2 separate regions of the Homo sapiens genome follow, and region 2 is linked to region 1. Evidence: chromatin loops called from intact Hi-C (ENCODE). Cell type or tissue: GM12878. All regions are shown on one strand.

Evidence for each region. A loop is a pair of places that touch in the nucleus more often than their neighbours do. Peaks named below come from ENCODE experiments on the same cell type or tissue, not always from the same donor. Only the 100,000 strongest peaks of a DNase experiment are listed, where the experiment ranks them.
Region 2: it touches region 1 in a loop (3-fold over the local background); 2 of 110 quality-filtered maps call a loop at or near these places.

What each region holds. Positions count from the first base shown.
Region 1 is chr10:121,751,611-121,756,610 of GRCh38, reverse strand. All of the region lies in intron 11 of ATE1 (arginyltransferase 1), which reads left to right. Among named protein-coding and RNA genes, the nearest start is that of FGFR2, 160 kb to the right of the region's middle. RefSeq lists an enhancer at 2,301-2,360. In GM12878, a CTCF peak has its summit at 2,702; DNase peaks (open chromatin) are centred at 1,741 and 2,290; H3K27ac peaks cover 1,524 bases.
Region 2 is chr10:121,897,832-121,902,831 of GRCh38, reverse strand. It overlaps ATE1 (arginyltransferase 1), which reads left to right. Exons shown (of 12, transcript NM_001001976.3): 6 at 212-441; 7 at 2,838-2,966. Among named protein-coding and RNA genes, the nearest start is that of ATE1, 28 kb to the left of the region's middle. In GM12878, a CTCF peak has its summit at 2,092 (motif pointing right); a DNase peak (open chromatin) is centred at 2,121.

The DNA.
Region 1 (5,000 bases):
AATTGGGGTTTGGGAACCTCTGCCTAGATTTCAGAAGATGTGTGGAAATGCCTGGATGCCCAGGCAAAAGTTTGCTGCAGGAGTGGGGCCCTCATGGAGAACCTCTGCTAGGGCAGTGCAGAAGGGAAAGGTGGCATTGGAGCCCTCCCACAGAGTCCTTACTGGGACACCGCTGGGTGGGGCTGTGAGAAGAGAGGGTCACTGTCCTCCAGACCCTAGAATGGCAGATCTACCAACAGCCTGCACTGTGCACCTGGAAAAGCTGCAGACACTCAACGCTAGCCTGTGAAAGCAGCAAGGAGGGAGGCTATACCCTGAAAAGCCACAGGGGCGGAGCTGCCCAAGACCATGGGAACCCACCTCTTGTATCAGAGTGACCCGGATGCGAGGCATGGAGTCAAAGGAGATCATTTTGGAACTTTAGGATTTGACTGCCCTGCTGGATTTTGGACTTGCATGGGACCTGTAGCCCTTTTGTTTTGGCCAATTTCTCCCATTTGGAACGGCTATATTTACCTAATGCCTGTACCCCCATTGTATCTAGGAAGTAACTTAGTTTTGATTCTACAGGCTCATAGGCAGAAGGGACTTGCCTTGTCTCAGACGAGACTTTGGACTTGGACTTTGGGGTTAATTCTGAAATGAGTTGAGATGTTGGGGGACTGTTGGGAAGGCATAATTGGTTTGAAAATGTGAAGATACGAGATTTGGGAGAAGCCAGAGGCGGAATGATATGGTTTGGCTCTGTGTCCCCACCCAAATCTCATCTTGTAGCTCCCATAATTCCCATGTGTTTTGGGAGGGACCCAGTGGTGAGTTATGGGGGTGGGTCTTTCCCATGCTGGTCTTATGATAGTGAATGGGTCTCATGAGGTCTGGTGGTTTTAAAAATGGGAGTTGCCCTGCACAAGCTCTCTGCCTGCCACCATCCATGTAAGACATGACTTTGCTCCTCCTTGCCTTCTGACATGATTGTGAGACTTCCCCAGCCACATGGAACTGTGAGCCCAATTAAGCCTCTTTCTTTTGTAAATTGCCCAGTCTTTGGTATGTCTTTATCAGCAGTGTAAAAACGGACTAATACACAACATTTTTTATTTTTAAATTTCAAATTTACAGGAAAATGACAAGAATAATACAAAGAACATATGCATACCCTTCACTCAGACTCCCCAGTTATTAACGTGTTACCACATTTGCCTTATCACTTTTTCTGTTTTACTCTGTATTTTTTTCTAAACCATTTGAGAATAAGTTTCTGATATATTGCACCACTGTCCTTCAGTATCCCAGTGTGTATTAGCTGAAAACAAGGACACTTTTTTTTACATTACTAGACATGGCCATCAAAACCAGGAAAGTAACATTGAGATGTTACCATCTAATCCACACACCCTGTACAAGTGTTACAGATTTTCCCTGTAATGTCCTTTATAGCACAAAAATGCATACACACATACACAAGCCTATGTTACTTTTCTCTCTGTTTTTTTAGACCTAAGGTTCAAGTGAGGATCCTGTGTTACATTTATTGTTGTGTCTTTTTAGGCCCCTTTTGTCTAGAACAATACCATAGTATATCCTTGTCTTTTGTTACCTCGATATTTTTGAAGAGTCCAGTCACTTTGTAGTTTTTCATTTGTGTTCATCAAGTATTTCTTTGTAATTAGATTCAGGTCACATAGCTTTGGCAAGAACACCCTAGAAGTGATGCTGGGTTTGTATTGCATCATATCAGGAGGTATACAGTGTTAATTCATCTCTGTACTGTGACTTGAATTTTTATCACTTGGGGAAGTGGAATGTACCAGGTTTCTCCACTGTAAAGTTGATAAGTATTTTGTACATGTTAATAAGTAATTGGTAAATATTTTGTAGAAAGCTGTCCTGAGATGGTGTAAATATCCTATTGTGTCAGACTTATATCTACTGGTTTTTACATCCATTGACGATTCTTGCCTCAATCACTTATTACTGAGATGGCTGCCAAATGATGATTTTCTAATTCTATCACTACTTCTACTTTTATTAGTTGGCATTCTACAATAAGGAAAAGCAGTCCTCTTTCCCTGTTTGTTGTTTATATTGACTCACGGAATCTCATTCTAATCAATGTGTTATAAAATTGTTACTTTCATTATTTATTTTGAATGCTCAAATTGTCTCAGATTTGGCCAGTAGGAGCCTTTTCAGGGTGACTCATGTTTTCTTTTGACAAGTCCCCATCATTTTTTGAGCACTTCCTTTCTGGCACAAAATATTTCAGACTCATCTTATACTTTCTCTGACTCAGTTCTATAATTAGTCACGTCTCCAAGGAGCCCTAGTTATTTTTTGTGAAGAGTAATATTCAGAATACAAGATGTGAGTAATAAGTATGCTCATTGCTACCGGGGTTTCATTGCTTCTAAGCCCTCTCAGCAGACAGATCTAGGCAATATATGTGAGTTTATACACATACGTTTATATCTACCTGTGTATCTGTATGTCTATATCAGGGTATAAAAGTCATGGGTTTTCACCAGTATCTGGAATTTTAATCCAGCACAACAGTTTGTTCTAGTCTTCTCCTTTTCCATACTTGTAGCTCCATTCTCTGACTGAGAAATCTGGCCTCCCCATTTTCTCAGTATATTTATTTATATGCTCAGTTCCCTTGTATGTAACTAATTTCTTGACCACATGGGGCAGAATTGGCCCAGTCCTGCCAGCCTGAACTCACAAATGTCTCTTTGGCCCAGCCCCAGCACATAAACCAACTTCCCTCTCATCTTTGAGAAATCCTGTAATAGCATGTTTTAATTTACGTTTCTTTCATTATATTCTATGAGTTTTTAAGCCTCGCCTTTATTAGGATAAAGATAAACGGTGAAATAGGAAGTGTCTAAGATGAGTATTTAGGGGTCAAAACATAGAATAGAAATTTGAGAGTCCTTATTCATCATCATAAGAGATTTTATTAGCATTTTACTTGGCCAGTATTTACAGATCCTACCAGCAGTATATGTGCTGAGGTGATAAAGTTGATGTGATTTTTTTGTATGCAATTGCCTGATTTTTGCATTCTTTCTGCTTTTCTCTGGTGACCTTTTACTGGACTTTGATACCAAATGACCATAATATCAAAATTAACCTGGAGTTCTTTCTGGCTAGAATCATCTTGATAAATTATATAATTTATATTTTGTTATGTGACTTTTGGGAGCCAATGTTGTTTTTAATCAACATATCATGAGTTTAACTAAATTGCATAGATTTTTTTCCTTTGAAATATTATATTTTAGCCATGCCAGTTCAGCAAGAAAATGAAATAAAAGGCATTCAGATTGGAAAGGAAGAAGAAACACTGTCTCTATTCTCAGATGACATGACCTTGTACATAGAAAATCCTAAAGAATGTAAAGAACTATCAAATAAAATGAGTTCAGCATACACAGAAATCAATTTTATCCTACACACTTAAACAGTGAGCAATTTAAAAATGAAATTATCAACAGTTGCGTTTACAACAGCATTAAAATAGAATTGTTAGGAATAAATTTAACAGAGCAATGCAAAAATTATATTCTGGAAAATACAAAACATTGTTCAAAGAAATTACAGAAGACCTAAATAAGTGAAGAAAACATCCCATGTCCATGGATCAGGAGACTTAATATTGTTAAGATGGTAGTACTCCTCAAATTCATTTACAGATTCAGAGCAGTGATCTATTAAAATCCCAGCTGGCTTCCCTGCAGAAACTGACAATCATAAAATTCACATGGAAATGAAAGGAACCCAGGATAGCCAAAACAATCTTTAAAAAGAATAATAAAGTTAACACTATGTGGTCCTGGCATGCAGGTAGACATACAGATCTGTGGACTAGAGTTGAGAGTCCAGAAATAAACCCTCATGTTTATGGTCAGTTAGTTTTCAAAAAGGATGCCAAGACAATTCAGGGAAAAGGATACAGCCTTTCAACAAATGGTCCTGCATCTTTCAAAAAAATGAAATTGGCCCCCTACTTCACACCATATACAAAAATTAAAATGGGTTGGACCTAAATGTAAGAGCTAAAACTATAAAATTCGTAGAAATGCCAGGTGCGGTGGCTCACGCCTGTAATCCCAGCACTTTGGGAGGCTAGGGCAGGCAGATCACGAGGTCAGGAGATCGAGACCATCATGGCTAACATGGTGAAACCCTGTGTCTACTAAAAATACAAAAATTAGCCAGGCGTGGTGGCGGGTGCCTGTAGTCCCAGCTACTCGGGAGGCTGAGGCAGGAGAATGGCATGAACCCGGAAGGCGGAGCTTGCAGTGAGCAGAGGTTGCGCCACTGCACTCCAGCCTGGGCGACAGAGGGAGACTGCGTCTCAAAAAAAAAAAAAACCTTAGAAATATAAATTGGAGTAAATCTTTTTTTTTTTGAGACAGAGTCTCACTCTGTCGCCCAGGCTGGAGTGCAGTGGCGCAACCTCGGCTCACTGCAAGCTCTGCCTGCTGGGTTCATGCCATTCTCCTGCCTCAGCCTCCCTAGTAGCTGGGACTACAGGCGGCCGCCACCGTGCCTGGCTAATTTTTTTGTATTTTTTTTAGTAGAGACGGGGTTTCACCCTGTTAGCCAGGATGGTCTCGATTTCCTGACCTCACGATCCATGCGCCTCAGCCTCCCAAAGTGCTGGGATTACAGGTGGGAGCCACCACGCCCGGCCACATTGGAGTAAATCTTCATCACCTTGCACTGGGCAGTGTTTTCTTAGATATGATACAAAAAGCACAGGCAACAAAAGAAAAAAAATTGATAAATTGGACTTTACCAAAATTTAAAACTTTTGTCCTTTCAGAGACCCAGTCAAGAAGGTGTGAAGATAATTCACAGAATGAGAGAGTGTATTTCCAAATAATGCATTCAATAAGGATCTAGTAACCAGAATATGTAAAGAATTCTGACAACTCAATAAAAAGACAACCCAATTAACAATGGGCAAATGATTTAAACAGACATTTCTAAGA
Region 2 (5,000 bases), 150 kb before region 1:
TGTGCTATTTACTTTCTCTAGCAACTCCCACTTCTAAGGTAGAATTTTAGATCCACTTACAGCTCTGTATCAGGATCCTCTGAAACATCTACCCCAAAGCTAGCCTAACCATTGAAACTCTTTGGACTTACACTGTAGAATCTTTGAGACATGTGAAAAAACTTTTCTAGAACCAAATGTGATTGGTCTAATATTTTAAAATTCTTTTTAGGCAAAGGGGCTGATTTGAGTAAGCCTCCATGTCGAAAAGCAAAGGAAATCCGGAAAGAAAGGAAAAGGTTAAAACTAATGCAGCAGAACCCAGCTGGAGAACTTGAGGGTTTCCAGGCTCAAGGTCACCCACCATCTTTGTTTCCACCAAAGGCTAAATCCAACCAGCCAAAATCACTCGAAGATTTAATTTTTGAGTCTTTACCAGAGAATGCATCACACAAGTTAGAGGTACTTTGGAGGACTTTTGTTGTTTGTTTTATTATGATTTTTTTTTGTTTGGGCATATCGTTTATTTTTATTTGAAGTTCTAATTAGTTGATGTTTGCTAGTTAAATAATGAGAATTTAAAAGAAATTAAAGAGAACTGGGAAGAAGTAACATTTGTATTTACTAAGTTAACTGCTGTTTGAGGGAAACTCCTTTTTTTTTAAAAGACTTTTTGAGAATACATAGTTGGCCACCAAACTTGTGAAAACAGTGTCAATTTTAGCATGCTACCTTGATTGAAATTTAATAGTTAAAATGAAAGAAATACTCTTTAAAATTGTGTTTTTAGCAGTTTTGGTTTAGATAGTGAAAGACAATAGATTACACAAGGCAAATCACTATTTCATCCATTATAATATTCTGATCTTGGTAAAGACAGCAAATGGTGTCATATACATAAGCCAGCAGTTAGGAATTATCTAAATAGGGCTAAATTGTACTGCTGAAATCCTCTCTCATTAGTGCCAAAACCACTTTGGGCATAATATGAATACTTTTAGAGCCAAATTCCTCCATTTTTCCAAATTTATTTTCGTTTCTAGATCAGATCAAGATTTCTCAGTATTAGTTTCTCATATATAAAATTCAAAAACAAGGGCTGGATGTGGTGGCTCACACCTGTAATCCTAGCACTTTGGTAGGCCGAGGCAGGTGGATCTCTTGAGGTCTGGTGTTTGAGATCAGCTTGGCCAACACAGTGAAACCCCGTCTCTACTAAAATATAAAAATTGGCCAGGCGTGGTGGCGTGCACCTGTAATCCCAACTCCTAGAGAGGCTGAGACACCAGAATTGCTTGAACCCAGGAGGTGGAGGTTGTAGCGAGCTGAGATCACACCACTGCACTCCAGCCTGCGTGACAGAGCAAAAGACTGTCTCAAAAAAATTCAAAAACATTAGCCATAATGATTTTTATCTTATTCTCATATGTGATTAGTAACTGGTCAGCCTTTGAATTTTGTAGCTTACTATCATCTAAAAATATCACTTATCACTGAAGTCCTGATAATAAAAATTAACTTTCATGCATTCTAAGCCTTAATTCAGTATATGTATTATCAGACGTAGAATTTAGCTTTTTTTTTTGAGACGGAGTTTCACTCTTGTTGCCTAGGCTGGAGTGCAATGGCGCGATCTCGGCTCACTGCAACCTCTGCCTCCTGGGTTCAAGCGATTCTCCTGTCTCAGCCTTCTGAGTAGCTGGGATTACAAGTGCCCACCACTACGCCCGGCTAATTTCTGATATTTTTAATAGAGACAGGGTTTCACCATGTCAGCCAGGCTGGTCACGAACTCCTGACCTCAGGTGATCACCCGCCTCGGCCTCCCAAAGTGCTGGGATTAGAGGTGTGAGCTACCTTGCCTGGCCAGATTTTAGCTTTTATAACTCCTTGGCTACTCTGATTTGGATACAGATTTTTTTGTCCTTCCAAAATTGTAAACAGAGTTGAATACACTACTTAAAATATTTTACAAGGTGTCTTTTATCTTTGATCATAAATAGTAATGTATTCAGGAGGCCAAGCACGCTTAACATAACAGTTCTCCAGTGGTTACTTGTACTTTTTGAATGTAATGATACTCAGGATGTATAGAGATCTTTTACCACTGGGTGTCGCTCTTTCTTCATAGAATTACGTCTCACGGCACACATGTCCAGTTTCCAGCTGTTTTCATTGCATTGCATTTGACTGTTTTACTGTTCTGTTTTGCTAATACATTTTAAGTGGCTAGTAAATAATGTTAAAGTAAATGTTAGCCATTACTGCGTGCAATTACTGTTTTAAACTTATCCTTATTTTACAAGGTTACTTGACCAAGATGGTGACATTGTAAGATTTGAACAAAGGAAATGTGACTTCAGAGTCATGGTTGTTAACTATGCTATGAAGTAGGAAAACTTTATGAGGTCTTTTTAACTCAAACAGTCAAGTTTTAAGTTGAGGGTTAGCAATGATGAATGAGTGGCCAAAAAATGTATTCATATTTTTAGTCTTTCTTAGAATTACTGGTAGTTGTGCACAACTAGAGGGTATTTATTTGTGTGTGTATGTGTCGTGTGTGTACGAGTGCTGGAAATACTCTGCCAGTTTACAGTAGAGGCAGGCTTACATAATTCAGTCATGAAAGCTGAGGCTTATAGTTTAGAGGGGATCGTCCTCTTCTTAATGAGTCTGTAAGTTACAAAAATAACTTTTTTCTTTATTTACTAACTGGTTGGTTTTTAATATTAAAATATTTAGGTGCTTTAATAATTGTTGAAACTTGGTTTCTTGGATGGGAGTTACTCTTAATGCATATTCCACAGAATGAATAAATGAATGAATTAGTAAACTTGTTTTTTTAACTGCTTCTGAAGGTGAGGGTGGTGAGATCATCTCCACCAAGTTCGCAGTTCAAAGCCACACTTCTGGAGTCTTACCAGGTCTATAAACGTTACCAGATGGTTATTCACAAGAACCCACCTGATACGCCAACCGAAAGCCAGGTCAGCAGGCCAAGTGTAATTTTCCTGTGCAAACAGAGCTTTCCCTTCCACTTAATATCATTTAATGAAATCTTGGTTTATTTGTGCTACATTTTATTTGTGTTCAATTTGCAGCATATCTGCAAAGACCTAAGACTGAATTAATGGACATTCTGAAAGTGCAAATTTTACCTAGTGCCATGTTAAGTACCAGCCATGTATAATTTCAGAGTCAAAGTAACATGTAAAATTATTTAAAGTCACTATTTTAGATGCATTTATCTAAAAGATAGTAATAGAGCTCTAAATTAAAATACCTGTGAGGAAAACTCAGGAAACTATATTTTTATGGTAGATACGTACTTTGCCTAACATGATTTTAATGCTTTATCTGTATTTGAAAGATGTATGTAGGAATAATTGATCCCAGTTAAATTATTCTTTATTAATGTGCTACCCTTGCACAATTGAGTGGGACTAAAAAAGGAAGATAGTAGAACATTTTAATAGAAGAACTCATATGCTAATAATTTTGTAAGTTAAATGACCCAAGAAAAATCTGTAAAGGAAAAAAGCTTAAAACACTTAGTATAAGTAGAGGTGGCAAAAGTAGCGATCATCACCATGATTAACAACAATATTGACTCTAGTTTATGCAGAAAACTACAATTAGTGGAGAGAGAGAAAAAAAAAAGAACAAATTGTTGGCTCTTATGAGGTTGAGATTTTCATAAGTTTTAGTACAGTTAGCACTTCGGTCTCTGCACCCGTCTGCCTCGTCTAAGGTTTCTTTTCATGACAAATTCGAGTTCGAGCTTTGGCGTGGATTTGTGGAGATCTTACTGTAGCCTCACCTTCAGAAGCATATCATCAGAGATGTTTCAATAGCATTTGCTTGTATTTTCCTTGCTCTGAAGGTGAGGTTAGTACCTGTCTCCTTTGAGGACCCAGAGTTCAAGTCGTCTTTCAGCCAGTCCTTTTCTTTGTATGTCAAGTATCAAGTGGCCATACACCAGGATCCACCCGATGAATGTGGGAAGACTGAGGTATTGTTAACTGTTGTTTTCTGTGTTGATAAGGTTGTCTGGGAAGAAGTATAATATATACCATTTTCTTGTCAGGTGGAGCTGATGACCCTTTCAGTGTGTATTACTGAACTTCTGTGAACACTCACATGACTCATACATGTGAGCATTTTAAATCCTTAGAAAAAAGGATTGCAAATTCAGGATGCGTTCTTAGTGTTTTCTCTAGGAACCTGAAAGTAGTGGTTTATAAGGTCAGTCATCCACTCTAGGTCAACAGTCATTTACTGAGTGCCCATCGTGTGCCAGACTGTGCACCACAGAACAAAAGGAGTCTCTGTCTTCAAGAAATTGATAATCAAATGGGAAAGACAGACCAATAAGCAAAAATACCTTAACAACAAGTGAATTAGAAAGAAATACCTACACCTAACCTACCGAACATCATAGCTTAGCCTCGCCTGCTTTACACATTCTCAGAACACTTATAATCTGCAGTTAAGCAGAATCATCTAACACAAAGCCTATTTTATAATAAAATGTTGAATATCTCATGTAATTTATTGAATACTGTACTGAAAGTGAAAAACGGAATCGTTTTCCATCATTGTAAAGTTGAAAAAGCATAAGTCCAACCATTATAAGTTGGGGACCTTCTGTTAGATATAATATGGTTTAACGGGCGTTTATTGAGGGTCTGTCTTTGTCAGTCTTGGGATATTGAAATGAATGAGATGGCATCGTTGTCACAGTAGAACCATGGTATGTTGGAAGAAAGAGGCCAACAGATGCAGAAGAATTAGAGTTTTGATTTTTTGACTGCTTTTGTTTTTTTAATGACACGATGTGTAAGCTAAAAAGAGAGGGTTAATACAACAGGAGTTAATGCTGCATGTTCCCTGAGAAAGGGCTCACTTCCCAGATCCCCCAGAGTCTTCTGGTTAAAGTGTCATTTGCAGACCTGCAGCATCAGCAGTACCTGGAACACAGACTCTCAGTCCTATTCATTCAACATCTACTTTTTTTTTTT